2 separate regions of the Homo sapiens genome follow, and region 2 is linked to region 1. A link is an interaction called in ENCODE POLR2A ChIA-PET data of the cell type or tissue named here. Cell type or tissue: GM12878. All regions are shown on one strand. Each heading gives the region's core, and the rest is flanking DNA. Links, peaks and the distances in the headings are about the cores only.

What was found. ChIA-PET counts read pairs that join two places held together with the same protein. Peaks named below come from ENCODE experiments on the same cell type or tissue, not always from the same donor. Only the 100,000 strongest peaks of a DNase experiment are listed, where the experiment ranks them.
Region 2: POLR2A ChIA-PET joins it to region 1 with 17 read pairs; 4 of 35 experiments call an interaction of 5 or more read pairs at or near these places.

Annotation. Positions count from the first base shown.
Region 1 is chr15:77,407,774-77,413,157 of GRCh38, forward strand. All of the region lies in intron 1 of PEAK1 (pseudopodium enriched atypical kinase 1), which reads right to left. Among named protein-coding and RNA genes, the nearest start is that of PEAK1, 9.6 kb to the right of the region's middle. In GM12878, for the core only: no CTCF peak of the experiment used is centred there; DNase peaks (open chromatin) are centred at 2,188 and 3,666; H3K27ac peaks cover 512 bases.
Region 2 is chr15:77,178,725-77,184,108 of GRCh38, forward strand. PEAK1 (pseudopodium enriched atypical kinase 1) reads right to left here. Exons shown (of 10, transcript NM_001385026.1): 7 at 66-3,316. The coding sequence starts at 3,202. Among named protein-coding and RNA genes, the nearest start is that of LINC00597, 44 kb to the right of the region's middle. RefSeq lists enhancers at 1,131-1,270, 3,112-3,201. In GM12878, for the core only: a CTCF peak has its summit at 1,063; DNase peaks (open chromatin) are centred at 1,117, 2,957, 3,107 and 4,519; H3K4me3 peaks cover 1,576 bases; H3K27ac peaks cover 4,636 bases.

The DNA of each region.
Region 1 (5,384 bases), core at 184-5,183:
AGAAGTCATCATATGAACAAGACATTTGCACAGGCATGTTTATAGCAGTACAATTCGCAATTGCAAAAAAATATGGAGCCAGCTCAAATGCCCGAGTAGATAAAGCATGATATATATATATATATATACACATATATATACACATATATACATATATACACACATATATACACATATACACACATATATACACATATATACACACATATACATATATACACATACACACACGTACACATATACACATATATACACACATATATACATATATACACATACATGCATAGATACACATATATACATATATACACATATATACACACACATATATACATATATACACATATATACATATAGACACATGTATACACATATATACATACACACACACACACACACACACACACACACACACCCTGGAATACTACTCAGCCATAAAAAAGAACAAAATAATGGCAGTGGCAGCAACCTGGATGGAATTGGAGACCATTATTCTAAGTGAAGTAACTCAGGAATGGAAAACCTGAGAACTTACAAGTTTTCACTTCTAAGTGGGAGCTAAGCTATGAGGATGCATAGGCATAAGAATGATAAAATGGACTTTGGGGACACAGGGGGAAGGGTGGGAGGGGGGTGAGGGGTACACATGGGGTACAGCGTACACTGCTTGGCGATGGGTGCACCAAAAATCTCAGAAATCACCACTAAAGAACTTATCTGTGTAACCAACCACCACCTGTTCCCTGAAAACCTATGAAATAAAAATTTAAAAAAAAAAACAGTCTAGGAATACTGCTGCAGAAACAGTTTTTCAAATGAAGTAGAGAACTGGCATTAGAAGATATTTTCTACTGTTTCTCCAATGCCTTAACTCTTCTTTCACACAAACCTCCACAATTAAAAAACTACTTCATACTCAAATAAAATCTACAAATATTGTAGCACGCCTAGAAAGAAGGCAGTTTTTCAGCATTTGAAATATTCAACTAATTATTCCAAAATATTTAAGAATTGAAGCAGGATGTGATGGCTCATGCCTGCAATCACAGCACTTTGGGAGGCTGAGGCGGGAGGATCACCTGAGCCCAGGAGTTTGCAATCATCCTGGGCAACACAGGGAAACTGTCTCCAAAAAATAATTTTAAAAATTAGCCGGATGTGGTGGCATGCCCCTGTGGTCCCAGTTACTCAGGAGGCTTAGGTGGGAGGATCGTTTGAGCCCGGGAGGTCAAGTCTGCAGTGAGCCATGATCATGCCACTGCACTCCAGCCTAAGTAACGGAGTGAGACCCCATCTCAAAAACAAACAAACACAAAAATATTTAAGAGTGGTACCATGGCATCTTCCCTTGCGATAACAAAACTGAATCTACTTTGAAAATTAAGAGGGGACCCTAACTTTAAACAATAAAAGTGCTCCTGTCAATGTGGGTGAAAGTATAAATGTACTGGGAAAATTAAAATCTTTATTTTTAAATGGAATATTTCTATCATCTTTTATATTATTTAGCACACACATGATACTATGCTTCAGGCATTATTTTAAGTACTTTTCAAATATGAGCTCATTAAAAACCCTCTGAGGTTGATGCTATCACTTCCCCCATTTTACACATAAGAAAACTAAGGCACCAGGAAAGAAAGTGATTTTCCCAAGTGGTAAAGATGAGATTCAGCTCCAGGCAGTCTGGGTCCCAAATCCATGTTCTTAACCACAATGTTGCTTACTCTCAGAAAGTAACATGCTCATGAAAGCCCAGTGTTTGACGCATAGTTAAGCATTTAATAAAAATCTGTTCAACAAATAAAAGAAAAAATGGAGATGGCAAAAAGCAGAAAACCCATTACTCACTGTCTCAACATATCATTATGAGTATAGTGGTATACTTTCTGTCAGTGTTTTTTCTTGTTCACAGAGGGATTTGTTTTCCTTTAACACTCAGCATATGCAATTTTGAGAAAATAAAAAACCTTAAGATACTAGCCTCTTAGCATTTTTAGAATAACAGTTAAAAACTGAACACTTGTATATATGCATGACATATATTCTAATTTCACCTCACAACCCCATAAAGTAAGTACAAGTATTATCCTTATTTTACAAATGAGGAAACTGAAGCACAGTTAAGAAACTAACATAAAGTCACATGGCCAGGAAGTGGCTGAGCTGGTAAATTCAAATCCAGGCAGTGTGACTTCTGAACTAGAATTCTTGACTATTCTTGGAGGGCAGGTTATGAGCTACTTGAAAGACAGTAATCGTGGTTTTTTTGTTTTGTTTTGTTTTTTGGTGTGTGTGTGTGTTTTTTTTTTTTTTAGACAGAGTTTCGCTCTTTTTGCCCAGGCTGGAGTGCAATGGCACGATCTTGGCTCACCATGATCTCGGCTCACTGGAACCTCTGCCTCCCAGGTTCAAGTTATTCTCCTGCCTCAGCCTCCTGAGTAGCTCCTCAGCCTCCCAAGTGATTCTCCTACCTCAGCCTCCCGGGATTACAGGCATGCGCCACCACGCCCAGCTAATTTTGTATTTTTAGTACAGATGGGCTTTCTCCATGTGGGTCAGGCTGGTCTCGAACTCTCGACCTCAGGTGATCTGCCTGCCTTGGCCTCCCAAAATGCTGGGATTACAGGTGTGAGCCATCGCACCCGTCTGTGATCATGTTTTTACAAAGTGGTATGATTTGTTTGGCTTGGCCTAAAATGAGGATGTTACCTTACAGATTTATTTTGTTTTACACTAACTCTGACTTAAACAATGAAAATTTTTAATATCTTCAGCTTTCTTGAACAAGCTAAATAAATCTTCATGTCTTAAATTTTATAAGGGTAAAGTACCTTATTGAAATCTTTCATTCAACAAATATTTGAATATCCACTACTTGTTAGGAACTGTGCTAATAAGATACAGTCTTTGCACTCAATGCATTGGCTCTTTCCACTCAGCATATAAATATGCTCAGATTTCTCACAACTAATAAATACAACACACTGGTCCATAAACCTGGATAATAGCTTTGTCGACTATTCGGAGGTAGAAATAAGAATGGAATCCTGCAATTACCTGCCCCCTATCCTACAAAGTAGATACACCTGTTATTTTTCTTGTAGTTCCTGAAGAGTGACTGACACTTAAATAATTACTAGATAGGTGCTATTTGCCTGCCTCATGCCATACTACCACCTCTTATCAGCTGGCAATGAAAGCCTACCTATTTTTAATGCAAAGGGGTTGAAATTAAAATGTTTTACTAAAACTTTGGTTTACCAGGCTACATGTTGTAATTATTTTTAAAATTCTAAAATTGTTATTTTGGGTTTGACTTTAATAACCAGATGATAAATGTGAATGTCTAAGACCACATGTGAAAGAAATAGTTAAAAAAAAAAAAAGGTGGGGCAAATTCACGGCAGATGGTAAGGCCAACCCTGCTTGATTTACAACCCTGCTTGTAAATGGAAACATTTGATTGTATGCAGTCTGAAGTTAAATCCTATTGATTGTGAAAAGGTAGCAGAGAGCCAAAAATTAAAAAGTCGAGGGCAGCAGAAACACTCCTCATCAGTTCACTGAGTGGCTTAATTGATAGCCAATGACTACAGGCACAATTAACAACCCAAGACCTAATAATGGAAAGGAAGTAAGAACAGAAACAACCTCCGAAACTAATGTTAACATATGGAGAAACTTCTACTGGTTGATAATTACTAGTGTGTACATAAAGCCTTGACAAGTTTCTTGACGCACACATGCTTACATCGGTGTTTAAATATAGCTGACACATATTTGAGTTCATAGTTTCTCATGTCCACATTCTCTAATAAGCTTCATTAGTACTTCATACCTTTTTTTTTAAATACAGTCTTGCGATGTCACCTAGGCTAGAGAGCAGTGGTGCGATCATAGCTCACTGCAGCCTTGAACTTCTGGACTCAAGTAATCCTCCTGCCTCAGCCACTTAAGTAGCTAAAACAGGCATGGGCCAGCACACCCAGCTAATACTTTTTTACTTTTTGTAAAGATGGGGGTTGGGGGTGGGTCTCACTACCCAGGCTGGTCTCAAATTCCTGGCCTCAAGTGATCCTCCCGCCTCATCCTCCAAAAGAGCTGAGATTACAGGCATGAGCCACCACACCCAGCCCCTAGTACTTTATATCTTTATCAGGTATGTGGCCTTCTACTGCTATTCTCTTTTTAAGTCTGTAATTTGTCTTATAAATTTATGGAGGGAGTGATGTTAACCCCAAACATAACTTGGTATCTTGCAAATAATAGGTATTAAGTGTTTATTAATGATATGAAATCCACCCTATAACCACACCTCAGCCCTTATCATTATGTGGAACTGCTCCTCCTTATCTCTCTGACTGGAATGCCCCATGGGCCAGTCCTTAAATTTCTTCTCTTCTCTAGCTACCCTCACTCCTCAGGTGATCTAATCTATACTGACAAGTCCCAAATGTAACCTGGACCATTCTTCTCTGAACTCTAGATTCCCATGTTCAACTGCTGACTTAATATCTCTATTACTTAGCATGTCTATTAGACATCTCAAAAACTTAACCAGTCTAGAACAGAACTCCTAAACTCTCCCCAAAAACCTGCTCTGCACCGTCCTCAAGTCTTCCTCATTTCTATTAATGACAACTCTATCCTTCCAGTTGCTCAAGTCAAAAACCTTGGAGTGATCCATTACTCTTTTCTTTTCACATTCTACAACCAATCCATCAGTAAATCTATCTGTATCAAAACATATCCAGTTAGAGTCACAGACAATCAGTATATTTATATTTTTATATACAGAAATACAGATTTTTACATAATTGTACATGGATACGTGGATTAGTATACATACATGCATTTCCTAGTTCTTTCCACTGAGAAAGTCTAGGAGCAATGATACTCCACAGCAATGAGCACACTTAGCATCCAGATCTTGGCTTCAAAATATCATCCTCCAATGAAAGGAACCAAGGTTCCTTAGAGAAATAATTGATTCTAGGGCTGAGGTAGGAAAAAAAAACAAGATGAACCTGAAGCATGTGGTAGTGTCAGAGAATAAAGAAGTGTGCATGTACATACGCATAAAAAAAGGATAGAAATATGCCAAAAAGACACAGAAGTAGACCTAAAAGAGATCCCAAGGGCCAAAACTGGAATAATTTGAGCAACAAAATAATGATAGCATTTAATTCTAACACTAAGAATAAAATAAATATCTATGAATTTGAACTGAGATAAATGATTAGATAGAAGGGAAAACCTTCCTTATAGAAGAATTCTAATTAATAAATGTAGAAAGAATGAGGAAAATTTAAAAAAGTACCTTCAGAAGCCACAGCAATAATTGCTGCAGGCAAGATCCACTAATGAATGCTAAAATTAGT
Region 2 (5,384 bases), core at 109-5,108, 230 kb before region 1:
TAAAAAACTTAGCACCTGAAAATGTGTTAAAAAATTCCCATATTCTTCCAGTCTATTTTACATACCTGAGAATCTTTTTAGGAATCTGTGATGGAGAAGAATGACTCCTCTTCTTCTCTGAGTCCTGTAGTAATGCATTCTCTGCTCTACCCTTCTCCATGACTGCTGCCTGGTCTGTCCTAGCCTTGCTCTGATCCACACTGAGCTGGCCTTGAGCAGGGTCGCACCTGTACATGAAGACAATGGCTGGTTTCTCACTGGACTCTCCTTTCGCCTCTGTGAACCAGTGATGGCGCTGAACTGGAGGAGGAGGCAGCATGTGAATGACTGTGCCATCCAGGCCCACCAGTTTCCCTTTCTCTCGCTCTTTCTCTTTGTCATCCTCCTCATCTGTTTTCCGACGGCGGAAGAAGCTTTTAAATGATATCCAGCGCTTAGGTTTTGCATCAGCTGCCCGCCTGCTGCCTTCAGAGTGCAAAACTGATTCAGCTTCTGTTGACCTGGTAGGGCTGGTTGGCTTGGTCCAGTTGGTGAAATGCCTCTGCAAAAGGTTACCTGCATGGTAAGGAGAAGAAGTAGAGCGTGGCGGGGGAAAGGGAGCTGGTGGCTCACTTTGGGGGCTAGTCACTAATTTGGAGGGAGAGGGGGTGACTGGCTTTATGGATGGGTCTTTCTGTACTTTGGTGGTAGGACTGTCTGTGGTCTGAGGTGCTTCAGCCTCACCACTAGGCTGAGATGTAAAGAGAGATTTGGGCCGGACTGGCGTACTCTTAGGTGTGCTCTTAGCAACATCAGCATCTGGAGGAATGGCATAAAGCTCTTCCACACTGCAAGCTTTAGGGCCAGATTGAGGTGTTTCTGGAGGAGACTGTGGGGGTTGGATTGAAGCCACAATCTGAGAAAGCACTGTGCTTGCTTTCTCTCTGGTGCTGCTGCTGCCCACCATCTGAGACTCCTGAGTGCCTTCTATTTTGGCCACAGGCTCTTGAGTGGCTCTCTGGATCTTTGCTGGGGAGCTGTGGCTGGAACTATAGCTTCTCTGTGGTGAAGACTGACCTCTGTTGAGACAGTTGTTAAACTCTTGAACCTTCTGAGCCACTGAGCCCCTTTTATGCTCTGTGCTGTTTGAAAACCCTTTAGTTTGAAGACAGTCAGTGGTTTTGCTAGTGGTGTTATCAGGCACTTTGCTTTCTGTTTCTATTTCTTCATAAGTATGGCTTATTACACTTGTGGTTTTTTCCTTCACTGAGAGTTCTCCACTTGTTCCCAGAAAACTTTTGTAGATAGCTAGATTGTCATATGCATTTGGATTGATAACAATGGGAACTTTGATAGCATTTTTGGAACTCCGAGCATAAGTTGGCTCGTCATGAATGATAATTGGAAAAGGTGGCATACCAGCATTGTTATAACTATTAAATTTAATTTCAGACAAATTAGGTGACTTAACAGGGATGGTTTTGGAGGAAATGTTTGTAGCTGTGGGTGATGTAGGTGCTGATTTGTGACAGTTTTTCCTTGGAGGAACATTTGGTCCAGTTCCACTAGTAATTAGTTCTACTTTAGGTATCTTTTGTCGTGGACTGGTGCTAGAAGTCCATACTTCTTGGTATCGAATTGCACTGGATTTTTGGAAATGGGCACTTATTTGTCCTGGTGTCAATGAAGATGATGTAACTGGAGAGTTTGGAGTAGAGGATGAGCTTTTTGTCTTGGGGCTGTTAACAGGGCCCTCGAGGTGCTCACTGGCCATGGCTGCTGACACATCCACGACAGTATATGGCTTGCACAATGGCTGTTCCAGGTTCACAACTCGGTAAGGTTTTGCTTGCTCTTCTGTGGGGACAAGGTTTATGGTTACTGCTTGCCCAGCAACATCTGTAGAGGCTTTACTTTCTTCCTTCTCAGTTTGTACAGCAATCTTGCCATCTTTCTCTTCTAATCGGAGAGCAAGGACTGCTTTGTGGGTCTCTGGAACTTTTATTGAGCTTTTGGAAGCCTGTGATGAATCTTTATCCTGATTATTACTAGAGGGACTTTCATAATTGGGCTCAATTTCCTTCATGTCCTTAGAATCTCCTGGGTTACCAGGAGATAATCCCCCATTACAAATCTTCTGGGATAAACTACTGGCTGTCTCAGAACGTGATTCTTCTGTTAAAGAAGAATCTGGTGATGTGGAGTCAGATGACACCATGCTCTGAATGCTTCCTTGTCCATAAGAGACCACAGAATTTTCCTCATAACCATTCAGGATTTCATCATAGCTGTCATCATAGTCCACAGCACAGATTCTCTGCAGAGACTTGTTTCGCAGGGGGATGGTATTCCATTTTTTGTCCACAAAGAATCGAACAGGAGACAATGTGTTTGCTCTGAAGTTGGCAAAGCGAGGTTGCCCTCTCATGCGAATCTCCATGGCCAACAGCTCTTCATCACTCTCATCCCAACTCTCGTGCTCCTCCTCCATGTTACTGAAAAGTACATCCTCTTCACTCTCCTCGCCACTGGAAAACTCTGGGTAACAGAACCGGCCCCCTTCATTACTAATCACTTCTGTGCTCCCACTCAGAATAACATGCTTGCCCTGAGTTTCCTTTATCCCACCTATCATGCAACTTGGTGGAAGCTTTCTTTCCAATGATCGTTTATAGCAATCATTTATTCTTCCCAAGAATGTTTCTCTGGAGTTTGTTTCATTTCCTCTTATCTGAGGGGCAGTATCCAAGCCTGCTATCTCCTTTAACACTTCAGTTAGTCCATTATTGTTATCTGACATCTTCTTTGCACTATCATTATTGCCATAAGGCTTAGGAACATGGCTAATTCCTTCATCATCTTCATTATTATTGTTAAGTGGTTTCTGACTCAAGGCAGCTCTGTTTCGGTTCCACCCTATGATGACAGGTTTGTTCTCACAGTGTTCTTGGATGCTAAGCTCACCACATATACTTTGCCCATCTGCCACTATCATAGTGGGCTTCACAGCTATAGTGGGTTTTTTAGCCACAGGAGGCCGGAAATTGCCCGTGTTCCTGATGCGGTGGTTGTTACTGTGATTGGCATTAGTTTTCACATTGCCATGGGTGATGGGTGCCTTCTCAGGGTCTGGGGGAAGCTGGTGCAAACTTTTAGGTTTAAAGCAATTCTTGCATTCACCAGGTTTCCAAACATGTTCAGTAAAGGTGTTACAAGCAGACATTTTTAAAAATAGAACTTCACAGACAATGCTTTTCTTTCAGTGCATGACAAAACTTTCATCTGTTAGTTTTCACTTCCCCTATGTGTTACAGCAGCTCTTCTAAGAATGATCAATCTGTGGAGGGGAAAAGAAGACAAAAAATCTGAATGAAAAAGGCACTATGAGACTTACCATTATTAGTGACTTGAAAAAACTGACTCCATTCCTAAACTTTTCCTTAAATTAAAAGACTGAGAGCTAAACTAATTTGTGTACTTTGTAATTTCCCTTTAGCCAATCAGCATTTGGAAAGTGAGCTTTTTAACTATAATTTTATGCACTCTTATCTATCCATACATAATCTTCAGCTTGATGTCTCTGTTGCAATGATTCTGTGACCTTCCCTCCCAGAAATGCCTTTGATACCACTCCTTCTGTTATCCACCAATTTCTCTAACACTTCCCAGCCCATTATAGATTCCTCTTCTTCCACCTACCCTTGAATGTTTTAGACATTTCGTAGACTCCTCAAACTCAATGCATTGAAAATGAAGCTTCGGGGCTGGGTGCAGTGGCTCATGCCTGTAATCTCAGCATGTTGGGAGGCAGGCCAAGGTGGGAAGATCCCTTGAGCCCAGGAGTTCAAGACCAGCCTGGCTAACATGATAAAATCCCATCTCTAAAAAAAATATAAAAATTAGCTGGGTGTGGTAGCACACACCTATAGTTCCAGATACTCAGGAAGCTGAGGCAGGAGGATTGTTTGAGCCTGGGAGGTGGAGGTTGCAGTGAGCAGATTGTGCCACAGTACTTCAGCCTGGGTGACAGAGTGAGACCTTGTCTCAAAAAAAAAAAAAAAAAAAAGGCTGAAAAGGAGACCAGGGGCCAGATCATGCAAGGCCTTTTAGGCTTTTAAAGATTATAGAGTTTATCCTAAGAGCAGTGGGAAGCCACTGAAGGGTCTTGAATAGGGGAAACAACATAATCCAATTTGCATTTTAAAAAGACAGCTCTGACCAAAACCCATGAAATTCTTACGTATATAAGTCCAACAAAATATGTGTAAAATCTAGAATCTATATGAGCAAAACTATAAAACACTGATAGATGAAGGGGGGAAGAAGGGGGAAAGGTAAGCAAATTATAGCCCAGAGGCCAAATGTAGCTTATTCCTGTTTTTGTATCCCAAGGTTAAGGATGCTTTTTATGTTTTTAAATGGTTGGAAACAAATCAAAACGAGAATAATGTTCTGCAACAAGTGAAAATTATATGAAATTCTAAATTCAGTACCCACAAATAAAGCTCCATTGGAACGCCAGTCACACTCATTTGTTTACATACTCATTTGCCTATGGTGGCTTCTGTGCTACAATGGAGAGATGAGTAGCTATGAAATGTGTGACACACAGACTGTATGCTTCACTTTTACTGCTTTGTGGCACTCTACAAATTGCAGGATTTCCACTGGTGCATCTATCAGCTGTGTGAAATTACATTTTTCAAAGATAATACATAAAATTATAAAATAAAATTATGAAATACGTAAAATTTCATTACAGATATGAATTAATAGATGAACATTTGTAATCAATTTTGATGAGAGGAAGTACTAACTTTGAACCCCCATCAAGCACAATGTTATCCTCCCCAAAATGGAATTTCATTCTTCTCACTAGCAAACCTCTGTTATAAAATATTGTACCTAAATATATTTTGCCTTTTATCAAAAACATTTGCCAAAAAAAAAATGACAAGAGAATGAAGACAAACCCCAGAGTAGGAGAAATTATGTGAAACATTCATATCTGACAAAGGACTTTGTATTTGGAATATATAAAGAACTTTCAAAACTCAACAAAAAGAAAAACCCAATAAAAAACAGGTAAAAGATTTGAGCAGACACTTAACCAAATATATATGATTTTTGATCTTTTTTTTTGAGACAGGATCTCACTCTGTCACCCAGTCTGGTGTGTAGTGGTATGATCACAGCTCACTGCAGCCTCAACCTCCCTGGCTCAATCAAGCCTCTCACCTCAGCCTCTGGAGTAGCTGGGACTATGGGCACATGCCACTATGCCTGGCTAATTTTTCTATTTTTTTTATAGAGATGGGGTTTCTCCATGTTGTCCAGGGTGGTCTCAAACTCTTGGGCTCAAGGGACCCAGCTGCCTCGGCCTCCCCAAAATGTTGAGATTACAG